Linked DNA regions of Homo sapiens: region 1 is linked to region 2. A link is a loop called in an ENCODE intact Hi-C map of the cell type or tissue named here. Cell type or tissue: PC-3. All regions are shown on one strand. Each heading gives the region's core, and the rest is flanking DNA. Links, peaks and the distances in the headings are about the cores only.

Evidence for each region. Peaks named below come from ENCODE experiments on the same cell type or tissue, not always from the same donor. Only the 100,000 strongest peaks of a DNase experiment are listed, where the experiment ranks them.
Region 1: a loop joins it to region 2, with 2.9 times the contacts of the local background. A loop is called at or near these places in 2 of 110 quality-filtered maps.

Annotation. Positions count from the first base shown.
Region 1 is chr9:115,179,997-115,191,677 of GRCh38, forward strand. The region is part of intron 1 of DELEC1 (deleted in esophageal cancer 1); the gene reads left to right. Among named protein-coding and RNA genes, the nearest start is that of DELEC1, 44 kb to the left of the region's middle. RefSeq lists an enhancer at 2,223-2,768. In PC-3, for the core only: no CTCF peak of the experiment used is centred there; no DNase peak of the experiment used is centred there.
Region 2 is chr9:115,017,068-115,028,748 of GRCh38, forward strand. It overlaps TNC (tenascin C), which reads right to left. Exons shown (of 28, transcript NM_002160.4): 26 at 9,467-9,628; 27 at 6,906-7,069; 28 at 2,508-4,200. The coding sequence ends at 4,090. Among named protein-coding and RNA genes, the nearest start is that of TNFSF8, 92 kb to the left of the region's middle. In PC-3, for the core only: no CTCF peak of the experiment used is centred there; a DNase peak (open chromatin) is centred at 6,164.

The sequences.
Region 1 (11,681 bases), core at 3,469-5,968, 160 kb after region 2:
TGCAGCTGGGCTGAGTCCGAAAAGAGGGTCAGCCAAGGGAGATAAGGGTGGGGACGTTTTATAGGATTTGGGTAAATAAAGGAAAATTACAGTCAAAGCGGGGTTGTTCTCTGGTGGCCAGAGTGGGGGTCACAAGATACTCAGTAGGGGAGCTTTCCAGCCAGGATGAGCCAGGAGAAGGAATTTCACAAGACAATGTCATCAGTTAAGGCAGGAACAGGCCATTTTCACTTCTTTTGTGGTGGAATGTCATCATTTAAGGCAGGAACCAACCATCTGGATGTGTACATGAAAGTCACAGTGGATATGATGGCTTAGCTTGGGCTCAGAGGCCTGACAAATTTTCCATGGATTTGTTTCAAGGTGCTTGACTGTATTGTATTGATCTGTTTGTCTCTTCTTTATATAAATAACATTGTGTTACATACAGTGTTAGAATAACGCTTGTATGTGGTCTTGTATGCTTTATTCCCTTCCTTCAAAGCTTTATTTCTTTATTCTTTCTTATGAAGAGTATAAATACTGGCTGGTCCATTTTAATGAAAACCTTATTATAATTAACTAAAATTGCAACAAATATGTAGATTATTTTGGTGGCAGAACAGGAACCTCTTTAATAATAAGTCTTCTGTTCCATAAATGTTTATTCAGGCTTTCTTCTATGTCTTTAAAGAGATTCTTAAAATTTTCTTCTAAAAGTTTATTTATTTTTTTGCTAGAATTATTCATAGGAGCCTGAAGTTTTTCTTGCTATTGTAAAAGTATCTTCAATTTCCATTACACTTTATAATTGGTATGGCTGAATTCTAGAATGAAAATAAATTTGCGTTGATCTAATAACTTGCTGAATTCTGTTATCTTTTGTAATATTTTATCCGTATTTTTTTAAGAGTTTCTAATCATATTGTTTGCAAGTGAATGTCATTGTATCTCTTTTTATCTATTTAAAAAATATTGTGTTTATTTTTCTTATTGCATTGGCCAGGGCTTATGTACAATTTTGAATGGTAGGAGTGATAGCGGGCATTTTTGGCTTTTTCCAGATTTTCAAGGGAATGTTTCTAATGTTCCATCATTATAGAGGCCACATAGCACACTGGTTAAAAATGCAAGATCAAGGAGGTTTGAATTTAGGCTCTGTCAGTTAAAAGTTGTGTGATTTGGGCCAGATAACTTAACCCCTCTGTGTTCGTGTTTTTCCATTAGTGAAATGAAAATAAACAAAAGCAACAACAACAATAATATTTATATCAGAAGAATGTTGTGAGGATTAAACATATATGTGTGTATATATACACATACATATATTAATATATGTATGTATGTATGCATATATATTTGTGTACTTAGAACAGTGCCTAGTACAAATTTAATGCTCAATAAGTATTTAATAATGATAAAAAGTGATATTTACTGAATACTTTTTATAAAGATTCCTTATATGTTTGAGGAAATTTCTTCATATTCCTACTTTTCCTAAAGTTGTCTTTATAGTTGAGAGTTAAATTGTATCAAATGCTTCTTCTTCACCTAATAAGATAAATGATATGCTTTTTTGTTAGTGTTCTAAAATGGTGGTTAATTTTAACAGATTTTCTGCCACTGAACTATATTTGCATTCTTGGGCTATCATTCATTGTTACTGTTGATGTTATTGGTACACTATATATTTGAAATTATTATTTTGCTTTCCATTTATAAGTGAGATTGGGCTTTTTTTTATTTTTGTACTGCCTTTTTACATTTTGAACAAGAAAAGGATTGTTTGTTCTTTGGTGATTAGTAAAATGTGACTGTATGAATTTATCTGGGTATTGTTTCTTTTTGGTATGAAAACTGCTTATCAATTAAAATTATCTGATATCTAATTTTGTGTAGGATTTTTGTTTGTATTGATGTCAATATTGATTGTTTCTATGGTTTCCATAAAGTATTTTATTTATGCTACATTTTCAAGTTTGCATATTTGGAAAAGCTATGAAATCTACAAATTGAAAAATCTACAAAAAATAGCATGAAAGTTGGTTTAATTTATAATGATTTAAAAAATTCTCTACTATAGCCCTAATTGTGGTCCCACTTTGTTACTATAGTTTAATTTGTGATCTCTTTTTTTTTTTGTTTTTGTTTAATAATCTCTTTTGCTTCTTTGTTTTCTTGTACATTAATATCAGTTGTTTACCTGTTTCTGTCAGAGGCATTTGAACCAGAACGACTCCATCTTGAGTAGGGGCTGGTAAAATAAGGCTGAGATCTGCTGAGCTGCATTCCCAGTAAATTAGGCATTCAAAGTCACAGGATGTGTTAGGAAGTCTGCACAAGATACTGGTCATAAAGACTTTGCTGGTAAAACAGTTTGCAGTAAAGAAGCCGGCCAAAATTACCAAAACCAAGATGGTGAGAGTGACCTCTGGTTGTTGTTATGGCTCATTGTAAGCTAATTGTAATGCACTAGCATGGTAGAAGGCACTCTCAGGAGCAGCATGACAGTTTTCAAATGCCATGGCAATGTCAGGAAGCTACCCTATAAGGTCTGAAAAGGGAAGGAGCCCTCAGCTCCTAGAATTCCCCAGCTCTTTCCAGGAAAACTCATGAATAATAACCCTTGTTAAGCATATAATCAAGAAATAACCATAAAAATGGGCAACCAGTGGCTGATGCCACTGCTCTGCCTGTGGAGTAACCATTCTTTTATTTCTTTACTTTCTCAATACATTTGCTTTCACTTTATGGACTTACCTTGAATTCTTTCTTGAGCAAGATCCAGGAACCCTCTTTCGGGGTCTGGATCGGGATCCCTTTCCAGTAACATTTCCCATTCTTTTAATTTTTATTGTTTTATTACCTTTACTTTCTTGAGTTGAATGCTGAACTTATTTTCAATCTTGCTTTTTTTTAAAAAAAAAACTAATAAATGTTTTTTAAGGAATACATTTTCTCCTGTTGACAAAAAGCATCAAACTCCGTAAAATATTTGAAGAGATTTATTCTGAACCAAATATGTGTGACCAATGGCCAGTGATATAGCCCTCAGGAGATCCTGAGAACATGTGCCCAAAATGATGGGCTACAGCTTGGTTTTATACATTTTAGGGTGACAGGAGACATCAATTAATACATGTGAGGTGTACGCTGGTTTGGTCCAGAAAGGTCCAGACAACCGGAAGTGGAGGCTTCCAAGTCCTAGGCAGATTCAAAGATATTCTGATTGGCAATTGACTGAAAGGGTTATTATCAATAGGAAGGAAAGTCTGTGTTGTGGTAATAAGGGGTTGTGGAGACCAAGGTTTTATCAGACAGATGAAGCCTCCAGGTAGCAGCCTTCAGAGAGAATAGATTGTAAATGTTGCTTGTCAGACTTAAAGAGTCTGCTCTATCAGTAATTCCAAAAGGGAGGAGGGTATAATGAGGCGTGTCTGGCTCCCCTTTCCCATTATGAATTGAAACTAGTTTTTCAGGCTAACTTTAGAATGTCCTTGGCCCAGAAGGGTCCATTTAGATGGTTGGGGAGGTGGGGTGGGCCTTAGAATTGTAAACCAAAAATAAAATTCTAAGGCCCCTCCCAACCAACTAAATGGACTTCCTTTTTAGTCAGGGTTCTTAAAATTTAACCTGAAAGACTGGTTTAGGCCATGAAAGGAAGTGGGGGTCAGACATGCCTCATTAATACCTCTCTGGCATTAACAACAACACAGACTTCAAGTCTGATAAGAAACATTTTACAGCCTGTTCTCTCTGAAGCCTGCTAGCTAAAAGCTTCATCTGCATGATAAAATTTTGGTCTCCACAACCTCTTATTGCAACCCAAACATTTCTTTCTATTAATCCCAGGTCTTAAGACAAACTCAACCAATTGTCAACTGTCAGCCAGAAAATGTTTAAATTTACCTATAGCTTGGAACCTACCCCCCTCCCCAACAGCCCCCTGCTTTGAGTTAACCAAACCAAATATTTCTTAAATGTGCTTGATTGATGTCTCATGACTCCCTAAAATGTATAAAACCAAGCTGCACCCCAACCACCTTGGGCACATGTTGTCAGGACTTCCTGAGGCTGTGTCACAGGTGTGCATTGCATCCTTAACCTTGGCAAAATAAACTTTCTAAATAAACTGGGACCTGTCTTACATGTTCTGGGTCTAGAGATTTTTATTTTTGGTTTACACTGGGTCTACAGAATTTTATTTTTAGTTTACACTTCTAATAAACTTTAGAAGTTTTTTTGGCAACTCAGAACTTTTGATATTTAGGAGTTTACTTTTACTTTTCCAAATATATATTTTAAAATCTATATCTTTTATTGTTGATTTTGCATTTAACTGTTTGTAGTTCAGAAGGACGTTGGCATAATTTCCTATTGTAACGAGTGGCAATAAAAGCAACATAAAGGAATTATGTTCTCTAAATATATCATGTGATGTATAATAAATAGTATATTAAAAACCCATAATTAAATCCAATTTCTCTGGTCTTCTCATGTCACATTAGTCACGTTTACAAAGGCAAAATCTTAAAGTATTAGCATTTGCTTGCCCTTTGGTGTTCTTAAACAGCAGAGCCCCCAAACAAAAGCCTATCCAGTGAAGACTCTTATTTTGCTAAACATCCAAGCACTTCATTTTCTGAGTGAGAGATGATTTATCCGCTCCACAACATCAGTCATTTGAACCTCAGTGCACAGTGTGTGAACCAGTGGCACTTTTAAAGAATAACTTTGAAGAATAACACACATGCAAAAAAGTGCACAGATATGTCTATAGCTCAAAGAATTTTCTGGAAGTAAGCACACTATGTGGCCTGCTTACAAATGAAGAAACAGAATATAAACAGCCCTCTCATGCTTCTTCCAGTGATAACTCCACCATCACCTGGGGTAACCTCTACCTTGAGTTATAGCAACACATATGCACTCTTCCTGTTATTGAACTAGATGCTCTTTTGTGTCTGTCTTCTTTGGCTCATCATTATGTTTATGGAATTCACCAATATTATTGCATTGTTATGTAGTATTGCCTTGTAAGAATATACCACAATTTATCCATTCTCCCTTTGGTGGACAGTGGACCAGGTTTCCAGTTTTGGGTTATTATGGATAATGCTACTACAAATATTGTTGTTATATTTTTGGATGAATATGTGTATGCGTTTTTGGGGGGTTGTATACATCTATAAGTGGAATTGCTGGGTCATGGGATATGCATATGTATGTTTAATTTTAGTAGATATGTGCAAAAAGTATTCCAAAGTGGTTAAATTGATACAATTTATTGAAAGTTCTGGTTGTTCTGTGTCTTTGTCAACACTTTGTATTTTCTGTCTTCAGTTTTATTCTGTACTTCAGTAGGTATGCAGTGATATTGCATTGGTATTTGATATTGGAAGTTACCTAATGACTGATGAGGTTGAGCATTCTTTCCTGTGCTATTGATCATTTGTGACTCAGTGTTTTGAAGAAATTTTTAGTCTTTTCTTCATTTTTCTATTGTGGGTGTCACTGACTCAGGCCAGTGTGTTGGATGGTAAAAGAATGTACCAAGACACTTGTGGGGAAAGAAAGGCAGATTTATTAAAGAAAATACAAAGATATATTGCAAGGTGCAATGGGCAGCACAGCAGAGAAGGGGCTGTCTGCAAAGATGTAGGCACTGCGGGGAAGTTTTATAGGGCCATAGTGGAAGGGGCTATGTGTGGAACGAGATAATTGGGAAGAGGATGTTGTGCCAAGGAGTTGTCTGTGATTAGCCATCTCTCAGAAAAATGATTCTCCCCCACCCTGGGAGCCCTTTTTCATTGTTGCTGACTTACCAGGACTCCATATTTTCTATGGGTTTATCATTTCTTCTTGATGTGTATAAATCTTTTACATATTTTTTTGATACATATCTTCTGTCAGATACAAGTATTGTAAATTTTTCATCCTAAATCTCGTTTTCAGTTTTTAATTTTTTTAGTAAACAGATGCTCTTAAACATAATATAGTCTAATTTATCATATTATTATTATTTTATAGCTGTTATTTTTAATGTCATCTTTAAGATGTTTTTGCCTACTGCAGGTTACTGAATATGTTGTCTTTTGTCCTACAAATTTTATCATTTTGCAGGTACAAAATATGTTTATCTTAATCTAACTGGAATTGATACTTGTGTATGGTGTCTTATGGGGTCAAGATCTATTTTTTTTCTCTGTATTTTATTTTACTTTTGCCATGTGGATATTTAGTTGTCACAGCACCATTTATTAATAAGGCATTCTTTCTTTTTCTGCACTATCATCTCACCTAATTTTACCACCAATCTGGTAACCACTATTCTACTTACTATTAGGTTGGTGCAAGTGTAATTACTTCTAATGGCAAAAACATACAGTAGGCAAAAATATCTTAAAGATAACATTAAAAGTAACAACTACAACAATTATAACATTAAAAGTAATGACAAAAACTGCAATTACATTTGCACCAACCTAATACCTCCATGAGATCAATTTTTTTTAGCTTCCATATGTGAGTGAGAACATGCCATATTTGTCTTTCTGTGCCTGGCTTACTTATTTTACTTAACATAATATCCTCCAGTTCCATCCATGTTGCTGCAAATGGCAGGATTTTATTCTTTTTATGGCTGAATAATATTCCATTGCGCATATATATATATATATATATATATATATATATCACATTTTCTTTATCCCTTCATTCTGTTTCTGTATGTATTTTTTATTTTTTAATTTTTGTGGGTAAATAGTAGGTATATATATTTATGGGGTGCTTGAAACATTTTGATATAGGCATGAAATGTGAAATAAGCACAGCATGGAGAATGAGGTATCTGTCTCCTCAAGGATTTATCCTTTGAATTACAAACAAACCAATTATACTCTTTAAGTTATTTAAAAATATATGGTTAAGTTATTATTGACTATAGTTATCCTATTGTGTTATTAAAAAATGTCTTATACATTCTTCTATTTTATTTTTGCACACATTAACCATCCCCACCTCCCCCACTGTACTTCTTAATGCTTCTTTTTATTTTTTTTTTAAATTTTGAGACAGAGTTTCCCTCTTGTCACTCAGGCTGGAGTGCAATGGTGCGATCTCAGCTCACTGCAGCTTCTGCTTCCTGGGTTCAAGTGATTCCCCTGCCTCCACCTCCTGAGTGGCTGGGATTACAAGTGCATACCACCACGCCCGGCTAATTTTTTTTTTTAAGTAAAGATGGGGTTTTGCCATGTTGGCCAGGCTGGTCTTGAACTCCAGACCTCGGGCAATCCACCTCCTTGGCCTCCCACACTGCTGGGATTATAGGTGTGAGCCACTGCGCCTGGCCAATGTTTCATTTTTAAAATTATCTTAATTACTATGGCTTTAGAATAGATTATGTAAATGCTCTTTTTCAAACAGAAAGTATCCGTATGTATTTCAGAATAAGCGGAAGCATTACATTTGAATCACATTTTCTTTATGCAAGTGAGAGAATTATTGGAATGCTTAGGCAGTGTTATAACCTGGGAACAAGAAACTAGTTTAAAGTAATCAAATTGTCAGTGACTAAGAAGTCAAAAGTCAGTGAAAAACATGCACATGCACTAACGTGTTAGAAGTGCCCATTTTGAAAATCAAACGTGTGACTGACTATTCGATCATCAATATAAGATAATACTCAGTTGACGTTTTAAATATTTTATCTTTGCTTATGGAATTTTTTTTACTGAATTTTTAAAAACTCAGCCTCATCGATAACTTTCAATAACTATGTTTGATTCATTACACTTATTGTGTTTTATTGATGTATTTGGAAATTCTACTTTGGGGGCTGTGTGTGTGTTCTCCATCTTACAGATTTTAGAGAGATTGTCAAATTTTTTCATATCCCATTGTTCCCTAAAATGATTTAAAAGACCTCAATTGTAGTTTCATTTGTTTTAGGACACAGTCTTAGATTTTAACATACATACTTATCTATTATATTTGTTAATAAAGTCTTAGGTTAGTGGATATTTCTATACTCTTTCTGAAAATGACATGCATCTTACAACCAGTTGGACTTTTAAGATAGTCTAGGCCAGGTGTCAGTTGTGATACAGCAGTCATATCTCAAATAATGCCCAGTTTTTGAGTGCTTCTTTTTTTTTTTTTTTTTTTTTTTGAGATGAAGTCTTGTTCTGTTGCCCAGGCTGGAGTGCAGTGGCATGATCTCGGCTCACTGCAACCTCTGCCTCCCGGGTTCAAGCCGTTCTTTTGCCTCAGCTTCCCAAGTAGCTGGGACTTCAGGCACCTGCCACCACGACTGGCTAATTTTTTTTTTTTTTTGTATTTTTAGTGGAGACGGGGGTTTCACCATGTTGGCCAGGCTGGTATCGAACACTTGACCTTGTGATCTGCCAGCCTCAACCTCCCAAAGTGCTGGGATTACAGGCGTGAGCCACTGCACCTGGCCTTGAGTGCTCCTTATCTCCATAATCATGTTTCTGCTGGTTAGAATTTTAGAAAAGTAGTCTTTTTGTCTTTTCGGTTGAGTGATTTATCTACCAATTTTTATCATTTTATGTGCTCATTATTGTATTCTACATCTCAGTCACTACTTTTTTATTCTTCAGAATTTCTGAACTCTGCTATGTGTCTAAAATATGTTTTATGTTTTGTGTCCTTCAAAGTGCATGTGTTGGAAACTTAATCCCCAATGCAATCATACTGGGAGGTGGGGCTGATGGCAGGTGTTTAGGTCGTGAAGGCACCACTCTCATGAATGGATTAATGCTGATTGCTAAAGAGCTTGAGGCTACAAGTTCGATCTCTTGTTCTGTCTTGCCCTTCCACCTTTATCGTGGAATAATACAGCAAGAAGGCTCTTGCTAGGTGCTGACTTTTCAATCTTGGACTTCCAAACTTCCAGAACCATGGGCCAATAAGTTTATATTCGTTATAAATTACTCAGGCTGTGGGTGTTCTGTTATAGCAGCACAAAATGGACAAAGACAATGTCTAAGTGTGGGTTTAGTTTTCTTTTTTCTGATCACTAATTAATGTTCATTTTCTTTTTCTTTTTTTTTTGTTTTGTTCATTCAGAGTCTTGCTCTGTTGCCCAGGCTAGAGTGCAGTGGAAAGCTATCTCAGTTCACTGCAACCTGCGCCTCCTGGATTCAAGCGATTCTTGTATCTCAGACTCCCAAGTATCTGGGATTACAGGTGTGTGCCACCACACCCAGCTAATTTTCCCTATTTTTAGTAGAGACAGAGTTTTGCCATGTTGCTCAGGCTGGTCTTGAACTCCTGAGCTCAGGTGCTCCACCTGCCTCGGCCTCCCAAAATACTAGGATTACAGGTGTGAGCCACTGTACCCAGCCCAATGTTCATTTTCAATCAGGTGACCGCCATTCTACTCACTACTTTAATGAGATCATTTTTTTTAGCTCTCACATGTGAGTGAGAACATGTGATATTTGTCTTTCTGTGCCTGGATTACTTATTTCACTTAACATAAAGTCCTCCAGTTCCATCCATGTTGCTGCAAATGGCAGGATTTTATTCTTTTTATGGCTAAATAATATTCCATTGTGCATATATACCACATTTTCTTTATCCATTCATCCACTGATGGACACTTAGGTTATTTTCATTTCTTGGCTATTATGGATAGTGCTTCAATGAACATGGGAGTACAGATGTCTCTTTGATATACTGATTTTCTTTCTTTTCATATATACCCAGCAGTGGAATTGTTGGATTATGTGGTAGTTCTATTTTTAAGTTTTTGAGGAACCTCTAAACTGTTTTTTTTTACCCTAATTTACATTTCCACCATCGGCGTTTGAGCATTCCTATTTCTCTACATCCTTGCCAGCATCTGTTATTTTCTGTCTTTTTGATAGTAGCCATTTTAACTGAGGTAAGATGATCTCATTGTGGTTTTGATTTGCATTTCCCTGATGATTAGTGATGTTGAGCATTTTTTCATATAGAGGTTGGCCATTTGTATGTTTTCTTTTGAGAAATAACTACAGATCTTTTGCTTATTTATAATTGGATTATAAAGGGTTTGTTTTTGCTATTCAATTATTTGAGTTTCTATATTCTGGCTATTAATCCATCAGAGAGATAGTTTGCAAATATTTTCTCCCATTCCATAGGTTGTCTCTTTACTTTGTTGATTGTTTTCTTTGCTGTGCAGAAGCTTTCACTTGCTACAATCGCATTTGTTAATTTTTTCTTTTCAAACCCACAGCTAATACAATACTAAATTAAAAAGAAAAATTGAAGGCTTTTCTCATAAGATCTAGAACAAGAAAAGGATGATTATTTTTATCACTTTTATGCAACATAGTACTAGAAGTCCCATCTGGAGCAATTAGATAAGAGAAATAAATAAAAGCTATCCAATTTGAAAAGGAAAAAAGGCAAATTGCCCTTGTTTGCAGATGACATTATCTAATATTCAGAAAAACTTAAGACTCCACCAAAGAACTGTTGTAACTCAAAAGCAAATTTAGTAAAGTTGCAGGATAGAAAATCAACATACAAAAATCAGTAGCAGTAGCATTTCTATATACCAACAGCAAACAATCTGAAAAAAAAAAAAAAAATCAAGGAAGCAATTTTATACCTAAGTATAAAAATAAAATACGTAGGAAAAAATATAGCTAAAGAAGTGAAGATTTCTACAATGAAAACTATAAAACATTTACAAAATAAATTGAAGAGGACACAAAGAAAATGGAAAAGTATTTCATGTTTATGAATAAGAAGAATTAATATTGTTAAAATGTTCACACTTTTAAATGATAAACAGATTCAATGCAGCCTCTATCAAAATATCAATGACAGAAATAGAAAAAACAATCTTAAATCTCATTTGGAGCCAGAAGACCCTGGATAGTCAATACAATCCTGAATGACAAGAACAAAGCTGGAGGCATCACTGTACCTGACTTCAAAATATACTGCAAAACTATAGTAATCAAAACAGCATGGTACTGGCATAAAAACAGATACCAATGGAACAAAATATAGAGATCCCTGGAATAAACCCATGCATTTACAGGCAATTCATTTTTGACAAAGGAGCCACAAACATACACTGGGGGAAAGGACAACCTCTTCAATAAAGGGTGATAGGAAAACTGAATATCCATATGCAGACGAATGAAACTAGAATTATTGAAACTCTCTCACCATATAAAAATCAACTCAAAAAGAATGAAAGACTTAAATGTAAGACCTGAAACTATAAAATGACTAGAAGAAAACACTGGAGAAATACTCGGGACATTTGTCTGGGCATAGAATTTTTTGAGTAAGACCTCAAAAGCACAGGCAATTATTTTACTCATTTTGGTTCACAATTTCCTGTTTTTTATGATCTCTGAAAATTGCAGCCCTACCTACTAAAAATCTTTTATTAGATTAGAAATTTGTTTTTGTTTGTAGTTGATTTATTGTTGATTATTAGTTGATTATAGTTGATTATTGTTTTTATCTTGATTTTTATGATTGTGATCTATTTTTTATGTTTATTGGGTTTTGGTTTTGCTGTTTGGATGTTGGGCTTTCATTTTCAGGATAGCTCTATCACATATTTCGTAATTTTGTTTTGTAGAATTATCTTATATTGAAGGAATGTTGTTTTGTGCTAATACATTTTCTCTTTCTTTAGAGCATATGTGATGTTTTCGTCCAATGGC
Region 2 (11,681 bases), core at 5,177-7,676:
TGACAAATCCACACGGGAGGTGCTCCACAAGCATTTGTGAAAAGAATGAAGTTCTGTTTTCCAGTTAGTGTGGCTTGTTGAAAGGAATAAGATATCTTCACTGAAAAGAACTTGGATTTTGGAATCAGGCAGCCTGGCTGTGAATCTTGGTCTGACCCCAGTGGCATGGCTGCGAGAAGCCACCTGACCCCTCTGAGGCCTAGTTTTCTACATGACATGGAATAGTTCGATTTGTCTCACAGGTGACTATGATGCTTAGGATACTTTGGATATTTAAAGTGTCAAACACAGTGCTGGGACTACAAGAGGGTCAATAAATGTCACAGGCTCATGGTTTAGGGAGGAAAGTATTAGCCAAGGTATCTGGCTTCAAGGACCTGAAATAATCTAGGACTACCTAAGCAGAAAAGGAATTTTCTGGAAGGATATCAGGAAGCTCATAAAACTGACAGAAAGTTTGAAGAAGCAGGCACAGAAAATTATCAGGAACCAAAGGAGGCCAGGTAGCAGGAATCATCAGCCAGTCTGCCTTTGTCACTGCTGGAAACAACTGTCACCATTAGAGAGAGATATGGCTATACCCTGCGTGGTGCTGGGCCACAGATCCCACGGATAGATGGCCTCAGTGCTAGATTCTGTGGGGGAGCCAGTCTCCTACACTCTATGTTTTGCATTCATTGCTAAAGGTTAGAAGTCCCTCTGTGGGCATCTAATTGGCAAAGCCCAAGTTACGTGCCCATGCCCTGGCTATCAAGGGGAGGAGGAAAGAGTATTTTCCTCTGTGGCTTCCTTGGTAGGAGGCAAGGTTCTCAAATTTCCTAAAACTGGAAAGGACTTTGGATGCTGGGAAGCCATTAAATGACCAATAATCACTATAGGAAGAGGGGCAGGAAGTAGAAATCATAATGGATAAGGCCAGCAGGCAGCTGTAACAGTGGCACTCAGTGCTCCCAGGGGTGGGCGAGCCTGCCGGGGTCCCTGAGGAGAGTTAAAGGAGAGGGGGTGGAGGAGAGCCACAGAGCCTAGCACAGGTCCCCAAGTCTAGCAGCAGCTAGGGTGCCATGACTGCTCCTAGGCTAGAAGGGGCAAGTGAGAGAGCACTTTTCTAAACCTGAAGAGAGAGTTGCATGGAGACAGTCAGTTGACAGTGGCTACGGCTCTCTTATGTGGATGCTGACAGCCCACTGTGATGCTGTATAGATGGAGCTGGGCAACAAGTGCCCTGACCCACCCCCACTCATAGTCTCTTCCCTTCAATGTCCTGCTGGCTTTTCCCATTTTGACATCCACCTGGAAGCTGGGAGTCATTGATGCAATGAAAATAGGGTGGCCTTGAAGTACACAGAGCAGGGAGAAGGGGAGCAGATGAGAGAAGGAACAAAGGGAAGGTCGAACACCCTGGAAATTACTTCCCAATAGAGATATTTTGACTGTTTCATGGGGGCAGGGGTAGGGCCCAGGTCTTGAGGGTGAAGTGGAATTTTAAGAGAACTTTCAAGATGGAAGAGGTTTCCTGAAACAAGCCACAGAGCCAGAGGCTGAAGGACACGTTTGAGAAATGATTAGCTCACACTAGAGACTGTGGTCTTTGAATGCCATGGCCTCAGACCCGGTTGCCTGCCCTGTCCCCATTTGGGTTATTACTGACTCCTGTTTGATGTGGCTTCTTCACCAATCCAAATTTGATTCTTGTGTGGCTTGTGGGGAATACCTTCAAGCTTAATTAAGTACATCTACAGTTCTGGAGAGGAGATAGGACTTGGGTTTAGAGACTCACAAGTCAGCAGCCAGTGGAGAGGTAAGCCTCCAACTCGAGGCCTGGTTGCTACAGGGAGCCCGTTTGTTTGGATTTATATAGCCAGGAGAGCGTTGCTATGGCTGAATTGCATGCAACCGTTCTTATGATCTGGAACAGCACATTGTGTATCTAACATGACAGCATTTATTAAAGCAAGATAAACTCAGCAACAAAGGATATGGCTGGAACCATAAATTCCTCTGATCCTTGCTCCAGAGCCATCACATTCCATTTGAATGAGGCCTATCAGCCCAAACTTGACTTATTTTATTAAATAAGTCAATTTTCTGAAAATCCCTAAGAGAATGAACTGGGAATTACTCTCCCCCCATATACCCTTGTTTAAAAAGAGAAATGTTATGCGTTGAGCAGTTCTGACTCACTATATTTGCTGAGGACTAACAGACCTGCCATCCAGGCAATGGGTTCCCCATCACTAGATGTGTTCAGTCTGAGGCTGGAGGAATATGGGCTTGCTCCCTTTTTGGGGACTGCAGTGTAGAGGAGAAGGCGATATTCCTAATAGACATTCTTCCTAGTTTTCAGAGTTCAGGATTGTAGAAGCCTGAGGAAGCATCCAGTTGAACTGCCCCCATATCCCATTCTGCAACCTTCACTCTCTTGCCACAGCACACATTTCCCCAAAGAAGGAGAGATTTTCATTAAGGGACCGGGAAAGAGCAGGAACATTGGAGCCAGAAGACCTGGGTTTAAATCCAAATTCTATTATTTATTGAGTAGTAGCCACAATCAAGTCATTGGGTTTCTATGAACCCCAGTCCATCTCATATAAAGTGATAATGATGATAGCTAACATGTACTAGCACTTAATATACACCGGGTACCATTCTAAGGGCCTCAAATGGATAACATAATTTATTCTTCACAAAAATGTTCTGAAATGAGAAGTATGAGTGTCCCTACTTTACAGAAGAGGAAACTGAGGCATAGAGAGGTTAGGGAACTTGGGAATGGTGGAGCCAAGAATTGAACTCAGGCAGTCTGCCTCTGGGGATCTTAGCCCATGTGTGGTAACAATACTTACCTCAACTATATCATAGAGTTTCTAGGAGTTGCATTAGAAAATGAGTATAAAAGCATCTTTTAAACCATAATCTATTAGTCTTGGAAATACTGAGCAAGATGCTGAATCTCAAGTTGTAAGCTTTTTTTTTCTTTTCTTTTTTTATTTAGAGACAGGGTCTCCCTCTGTTGCCCAGGCTGGAGTGCAGTAGTGTGATCATAGCTCACTGTAACCTCTAACTCCTGGGCTCCAGTGATTTTCCTACCTCAGCCTCCTGAGTAGCTGGGACGACAGGTGCGCACTACCACGCTTGCCTAATTAAATTTTTTTTTTTTTTTTTTTCTGTAGAGACAAGTTCTCACTATGTTGCTCAGGCTGGTCTCAAACTCCTGGGGTTAAGCTATCCTCCCACCTTGGCCTCCCAAAGTGTTGGGATTACAGGCCTGGCCTGTAAGCTTTTCCCAAGTGTGTTCAACTTTATTTAAAAAAAGTGCTTCCCTCTCTCCCAGTCTTTAGTCTCCTTTCCACCCCTCCCACTTGACCACTATCCCTACTTACCTTTCCTATCCCAACATTCCCCGCTTTGTTCAAATGATTGGCTTTGGTGAAATTCAGACTCAACAATTCAAAGCAAAATAACAAACTCAAAAGTACTTGTGCTTTTATTTAAAAAAAAAATACAATCAGGTACTGTCCAGAAATGTTTTGGAAAGAAAGATCTCTTGAAAAATCCTTAGTTTTCATCATCATCATCATCATTATTATATTAATAATATTAATCATATCCTTAAAATGGAAACAGTATTGCTTTTCTGGTTTCTGTTGTATGAAATGTAAAAAAAGGGATGGCTTCCAATGACACATTTAATCTTTGCTAACAAAAATAATGACAATTAATTATACAGCTTCATGTAAAATACGGCTGGTTCTAAAACAAACTACCCCTGTACATCCTACCCCTCTCCCATTCCCAGAGCCACCTAAGAGAAGTAAAAAACTATTGCGATGTTGTCACTGGGAGATTTTTGCTGAATCAAACAACAAAACAGAAACATGTTGGAGACTGATGTCTTTGGTGCAAAGAAAGAAATCACAGAGGAGGTGAGGCCCATGCTGTTGCCGTTGGCCCCAGGGATCCATGGTCAGCTTTGACTCTCACCAAATGCCCAGGTGTGGACCGATGGTTGGGCTGGTTGTATTGATGCTTTGGTAAAATCCTTTCCTCGCTCTGGGCCTTATTCCTCTCTCACCCAGTGGTCCCTGGAATTTATGCCCGTTTGCGCCTGCCTTCAAGATTTCTGAAGTTGCTTGGTCTCAGCTTCATCTCAGCAAACTGGATTGAGTGTTCGTGGCCCTTCCAGTGGAACCAGTTAACGCCCTGTTAAAAAAAAAAAAGAGAGAGAGAGAGAGAGAGAGAAGGCCTCCAGGTTGGTTACTGTTAGGCGAGGTGTTCACTGATCATTGCTATTTAGTCATTCAAACTAAATGAGTTCTGTTTCAATTTGACCATTTGGTATATCACAGCTGCCTCTTGCCTATCTCTCTGTTGGTCTGGGTTGTGGAAACTTTCAAAGGAACTGGCTGAATCTGACCCAGTTTTTCACCTGAGTCAAGAGTCGCCTGAGTTTGCATGGAGCTTTGGTCTTTCCTCTTGAGGCAAAATGGTGGCTGATGAAATCTGCCGTCCTTAGGAATAGGTTCTGAAGGAGTTCAGGTCATTATTAGAAGTTCTAGAATTGAATAGCTACATACATGGTGTGTGTGTGTGTGTCTGTAATTCACGAGATTCCTATGGAGTATTTTGATAGGGGTTTGGTATGGAATAGCAGAACGAACAGCTCAACAAAACACAGTTTTACAATTTGACATATAGGGTTAAATATCAGTGTTCTTACTTGAGAGATAAATAGTCTTAAGTTCTCAATATCTTCTGAGCCTCGGTTTTACTATTTTTTTTTCTTTCTTAAGATCTGATAATGTTAGCCTTGAAAGATGAGATGAAGATTAAATGAGTTTGTAAAGGAGCTATCACAGAGCTGGGCACGTCGTAGGTGCTTGGTAAATATTACTTCCCTAGTCTCAAGTAGGGGGAAATATCCTTGAAATTTTGGCCAAAGCTTTCTACAAGAAAAAACTGTATCTGTGTCTTGGCTTCCAGGTTTCAACTTTGACTCTTCAGCGAAGTCTGCAGATGGTAGAGTCAATCCATGAAACCCCACATGGCCCCTTGCCCCACTGTGGGGAAGTTAATGGCTAGTGAGATGGGAAAAAAATAGAGACACTTTATTTGCTTCTAATTGTTTGGCATTCACTGACATGGGCAGTTTCTGAGTCTTACAGGGATGTGAGGTTTAAGAATGGCTCATTCATTTCATGGGCAAATCCGCTTGTAATTACTCAGTTACAGTGAGTATGGTAGTCCAACAGCTTGGTGCACATGCTGCCTGCCTTTGCCCTGGTTCTTTCCTCTGATAGTTCAGGGTTGGAAGCCACGCCTTCTTGTACTGTGGTGGGCACTAAAGCCAGAGAGGGAGAGTGACTTTGCAGAGGCCACACAGCAGGAGGAGCAGAGCTGGAGCTGGGGCTCCCCTCCTGTGGCTCCTTTCCATGTCATCTCTTTCTTCTTCCATAATTGAATGGAAGGATGAAAGAGAGGCTTGCTTTCTAACATGTAGCTTGTTGGTTTTTTTTTTCTTTTCCCAGAAGAACTTTGTATTATACGAGTATTTTTGAGACAAGGCAATAAAGATGATAAAATAATGCTCAGAATGGAAATATTGATGAAATAACACAATAAGATGGAAACAACACAGGACTGCTGTCAAGAAATGTCCTGTGACTCTTGCCTCCTCTGTAAAACAGGCATGAAAAACCACATCCTAATTCCTGCACAGGGTAAAAATGATAAACCCTTGAGATACAGAAGGTAACAGTGCTTTGAAAAGTGCCAGAAATTATGTAAGGTAAGGTCTACACTTAAGGTCGCAGGTGTCATTTGCTAGCAGTTAATTAGGGCATAAACATGTGTATCAAAGTGACTAATATTGAAAAGCAACAGGTCCCAACACCTGCTGCATGTCAGGAATCGCTTGTGGAGTCTATCAACTGCCTCCCCCCTGACCCCACAACAACAAAAATGCAAATATGCAAAAAAAAAAAAAAAATGAGATGCTGTGTCTTGCCTGAGATCATTGAATCAGAATCCCTGGGGTTATCATAAAGTGGAATTTGGCCCTTTGCATTTTTATAAAGTCCTTGGGATTCCAGTGAGCAGACCTCATAAGCATCCTTGTGGTCCAGGGATCAGCGTGGTGTGGCCCCAAGGGAAGATCCAGCCCTCCTCCCAGGGATGGTGACTAACTTCTGTGGAGGGACCTGGGCAGGGGTTTGGTTATGATTAAGTGGCTAGTCCCACACAGCTTTACACTTTTCAGGAATGTGCCAGTGTAGGCAAGGCTCAGAGTAAGGGAGATTACTGAATTTGATCCGTTCGCCTATTTCTAAAAGGGATCGAAAAAAATCTGTTTCTGTGATTGTAGAAGTGCTAGAGGTGTGTGTGGTGCAGGGAAAATGCCAGGGGCTGGAAGTGGGGAGAGCTGGCTCTGCTGCCAACTTCACTCTGTGACCTCAGGAAAGTCAGCTTTTTCTGGGCCTTGGTTTCTTCACAAAAGGAGGAGATTTAAAGTCTGTGGACTTCATTTTAAGGTGTTCTTGGGATTCCAAAGATGCCCCAGGCCAGGGGTTCTGTGTCATCAACCCTGCTTCACCTAAATGGCCTCCACTTTTATCTGCTTTACTTTTGGGGTTCAGACAGAGATTTTGTCTGAGTAAAGCGTTCTGTTTTTGGAATCCATTTGACCAGTGTTTGTCCTTGGGACTGTCAAGGGTTAACCTGTGCTGTTTCTATTTTACCTGGCCTGCAGTGTCCTTGAGATTGCTCACTGCCTTGGGAAAAACATGTTGTCATACAAGTAAGGTTCCTGCCTCCTAGTCTCTGCTAGGATAGGGAGTTAAATTGTACTTCCATTAGCCCCCTCCAGCTTCCCAAGCTTGGCCTGCTCTGGGCCCTCACGGTCCACTCACCTGACTGTGGTTATTGTCCCCATATCTCCCCATCAGGTTGACACGGTGACAGTTCCTGTACCAGAAAGCCCCTTTGTAGGACAGAGCACAGTTGGTGATGGCTGAATCTGTGTCCTTGTCAAAGGTGGAGAAGGATCTGCCATTGTGGTAGGCCATGGAGTCACCTGGGAGAGACAGAAAATATGGACCTGAGAAATCTCAGCTGAAATTTCCCTCCTGGACAGTAAAGGGCAGAACCAGAGGTGACAATTGAAAGGTTCTGGGTGTGGGACTGGCCTTGAACATTGATCCCAGAGTCAGCATTGAATGCGGAACTGAATGGGACATGAGTGTCACCCCAGTACTTATTTCCGACAGAAGCAGCATAATGTGGTGGGAAGAGGGCTGTGGCTGGCTTTGGAGAGTCTAGCTTCGAATCCCATCTTTTCACTTTTTAGCTGTGACCTTGCACAAGTCAAGCATCTTGTTGAACCTCAGTTTTCTCATCTATACAATGGAACCAGCACTTTGATTCTATATACTGAGTAGTGCCATTGTGACAATAAAGGTGTATGCTAAACAGGTGGCATGGCATACAAATACTTACTATGATTGTTATTTTTATGACTTTTCTGCATTCCCTTTCTATAAAGACCTCAGAGAGTAAGGTGAGAAGTATGCATTTAATAATGGCATGCTTTTCTCCCACATACAAATATTTATTAGTCATAATTAAGCCCTTCAGACATTAGATGTCCCTAAATAGTCTCTGTATCACATAGTTACTTTTTAAAGTATTCATCAGACCATGTTCCGTGATTCTTAGACAAGAAGCCCATTAACATGTACTACTATTTGGAAATCTAATTTGTAATTTAATATATTGAATTTTTGAAGCATTTCAGTACCATTGCTTTGTGGGTCTCCTCACTCCCAATCCAGACAAGTGCTGTGCACAAACATTTCAAGACTCTGAGGCATTCTACCGTCATAATTTGGAGCAAGTTGTCAAAGGAACCCAGATACCTTTTTAACTGATGATGCTACCCAGAGCATGAGGACGGCACGTAGATATTAATGAAACAGGATGCTCTCCTGCAGAAGGCCTGGGTGCAGCCAAATCACACAAGAAAATGCAGCCTTACAAACGTTATCTCAGTAAAGGGAAATATTATGGCTCATTCCTCAATGGAAGCACAAAGAGAGAGGAACAGAGGCCACATTCCTGCTGCTTAATGAATTTGCTTGCCCTGTAACATTCTTCTTCTTGCCTGAAGCCATCTCAACCAAAGAGGTATTCATTTCCAGGTAATAAAATGCCAACATTCTTTGAGGGATTCAAGAACTAAAGCAATGTTTGCCCCTGGGTGTCTCTCTTTATTATCACTAAACTGCCATCTCAAAAGAGCTTTGTGCCTCCTTAGGCTCAGCCTGGCTTTGGCAACCTTTTATCTGGAGACTTTTCACCTTATGGATGTTTTCTTTCAGGGCTCAGGGAGGCTGGAAACGTGCCAAGCTTCTATCTCTTCTGCTCTCACAAACATAACAGAAAGCCACCCAAAGTGGGCATGGGTTGCATGGGGGTGGTCCACACTCTCAGTCCTGACCCTTCTTTGTCACTGAGAACATTGTCGGATGCAGTTTTCTGCAGCCAGGATTGCATCCACCTTCTACAAGCTGTTTTACCTTGGACAAATCACTGAGCTCTTCTGAACTTCTTTCCTCCTCTGTATAAAAACAACGTCTTCATAAAATGGTTTTATGAGGAATAAATAAGATGAATGCAGGTGGAATATCTACAAAAGAGGATGGTACCTAGTAGGGCCTTAATACATGTTGTTTCCTTATTTATTTCTCCTCTTATGTGGAGCCAGGAAACCACACAAAACCACTTCAAGTCCAAGAAATCTTCAAGACTGGAATGAAGGTTATGAGCCAGACAAGGAATGCAGGGGCCACTTGAGAGGTGAGACCTTCTATTTATGAGGATGCAGGCTGAGACTAGATGACCACATGGCAGGGATGTCTTGGAAGAGATTCAAGCAGCTAGGTGATGGAGTGGATGGTTTGCTACTCAAGCTGTGGTCCACAGACCAGCAACACCAGCTATATTGGCATCACCAGGGAACTTGGAGAAGATGCAGAATCTCAGCCCCATCCCAGACAACCTGTGTCAGCATCTGGAGATTCACAAGATCGCCAGTGGGTCCATACACCCAGAGTAAATTGAGAAGTGCTGGATTGGATGAATATTAAGGCCTTTGGGGAATTTTTTTTTTAATCAGTCTACAACTGATATCTAAAACTGGGTAAGAAAGACACACTTTTTTTGAAAGATGGTCATTAGAAATCAATCCTGATTGCCCTGATTCCCAACATACTCAATGTTTCAGGACCCAAATATCTACCCAACACTTTTGAATTGTAGTTTTTCTGGATTGGCACTCAGTAGGTACTTAAATATTTGTTGATTTAATAAATTGCTGGATTAATGAGGAAGGAATGAAAGTTAGAGAAATAAACTGTAAATGTCAAGAAGGTCTCCATGGCTTTGTAGGCTCTACGTGCAGCCACTACTGTACCTGCTGTCCCACTGTACCCCTCCACCTTCAGCTTGTAGCGAGTCTTGGCATCTCCCACGCTGAACTTGTCATAGACAGCAAAGGCTGTCTCCCCATGGTCCCGCAGGTCCACCCGGAGCTCGTACTGCCCCTGGGCTGTGATTTTGTTCAGGTTGTCCAGCCCTGTGGATGACAGGCAAGGGTTGCTAAGAAGCACAGGTGACTGAGGCCCTCATTTCTATTTCACTCTGTAAAAGCGGCAACTGGGTACACTTAAGACAGGGCCAACTGGGCCCAGTGGCTCATGCCTGTAATCTCAGCACTTTGGGAGGCAGAGATGGGGTGGGAGGGGGTGGGGGTGGGGGTGGTGGGAATCACTTGAGGTCAGGAGTTCGTTATCAGCCTGGCCAACATGGCGAAACCCTGTCTCTACTAAAAATACAAAAATTAGCTGGGTGTGGTGGTGGGTGCCTGTAGTCCCAGCTACTTGGGAGGCTGAGGCAGGAGAATCGCTTGAACCCGAGAGGCAGAAGTTGCAGAGAGCTGAGATTGTGCCACTGCATTCCAGCCTGGGTGACAGAGCAAGACTCCATCTCAGAAAGCAAAAAAAAAAAAAAAAGGGCCATATCACACAGGCCTGTGCTTGAAGCTCAGTCTTGTGCTTGCTGGAGTAATACTAGGCTCAGGTAAAATCGGGTTGACATTTTTGCCCCACTTCCAACCTCCCAGTGCATTAGTGAAGATCCAAGGAGATAAGGTGGTGAAAGTACTTTTTAAACTCTAAAGTGCCTTACAGGCCAGGCACGGTGGCTCACGCCCATAATCCCCACACTTTGGGAGGCCAAGGTGGGCGGATCATCTGAGGTCAGGAGTTCGAGACCAGCCTGGCCAACATGGTGAAACCCTGTCTCTACTGAATATACAAAAATTAGGAGGGCATGGTGGAGGGTGCCTGTAATCTCAGCTACCTGGGGGGCTGAGGCAGGCGAATTGCTTGAACCCAGGAGGCAGAGGTTGCAGTGAGCTGAGATCACACCACTGCATTCCAGCCTCGGCGACAGAGTGAAACTCTGTCTAAACAAACAAACAAACAAACAAATAAAATTTTGTAAAGTGCCTTACAAATGAAGGGCAATGAATAATATAGATAAATGTTTATTATAATATGATAAACATTTTCTGGGGTAGGCAGTGGTGCATAGAACAATGTTCTCTGCAGTTAGGTGGTTGGAAAGTGTGGATTGCATGGATGAATGGATGGGTGATAGGATTGTAGTGTTGACTTAGGAGATTCCAAATTTCAGCTCAACTGTTCATTGGTTAGACTCCTATGGGCAAACCACTCAGTCTTTTTGAGGCTGTGATTTTATCCATGCGAGGTGGTGAGGAGAGCAAAAATCACCTGGTGACCATCAAGTAGGACTCGGAGACAAAAACCCCTTAACTGAGGGATTTAAAGGTAATTAGGCTTCCGTATATCTCAAGCAAGCATCTGGTTCCAGGTTTATTTCCCAAAAATTTATAGGTAACTGGAACTTCTATACATCTCTGGAATACATGCATATCAAAACTCATTTTGCAACCCTTGCTGACATTAAGGCACCAAAATGTCTACAAATGTAATCATGTATCATGTTCTACATGGCTAATAGGGTCCAAATTATCCTTAAGCTCCTGCCTTAAGGTCCATAAATACCCCTAAGGAAAAATCCACTGCAGGGGCTGTAAGTCCTTTTGCAGCATTCTTTCTTTCTAATAAACGTTCCTTTTTCAAACCTATACTGTTGTTAGTAAATTCGTCTTACCAACCCACTAGTCAACCACTTCTGACACCTGACACCTTGCCCACCCGGTGGCAATTGAGTACTTTGTAGGGGTGCTATGGGGGTTAAATATTATGGCTCTAAGAAACCCATCTTAGCACCTGGAGCACAACCTGGGGCACAGGAGGGAAGATATCAATGATATCAGTGAGGAGGATTCTATGACTGGTCCAGAGAATGACTTAAGGCTAGGTTAACACATAAGGGCTGAGTTTTGGTTCTTCCTTAATCAGATTTTACTTTTTGTGAAAGGAAAATAAAATCTTGGGACCCCAATTTAACTCTGCCAATAGGAAAAAAAATAAACTGAAAGCCGAGTCATGGGAGAAACTGCCTCTCCTTTTGTCCCTAAGCAGATGCTACAGATAAAAGGCCAGATATCTCCACAGATAGTTATTCTATCTTCACTTTAT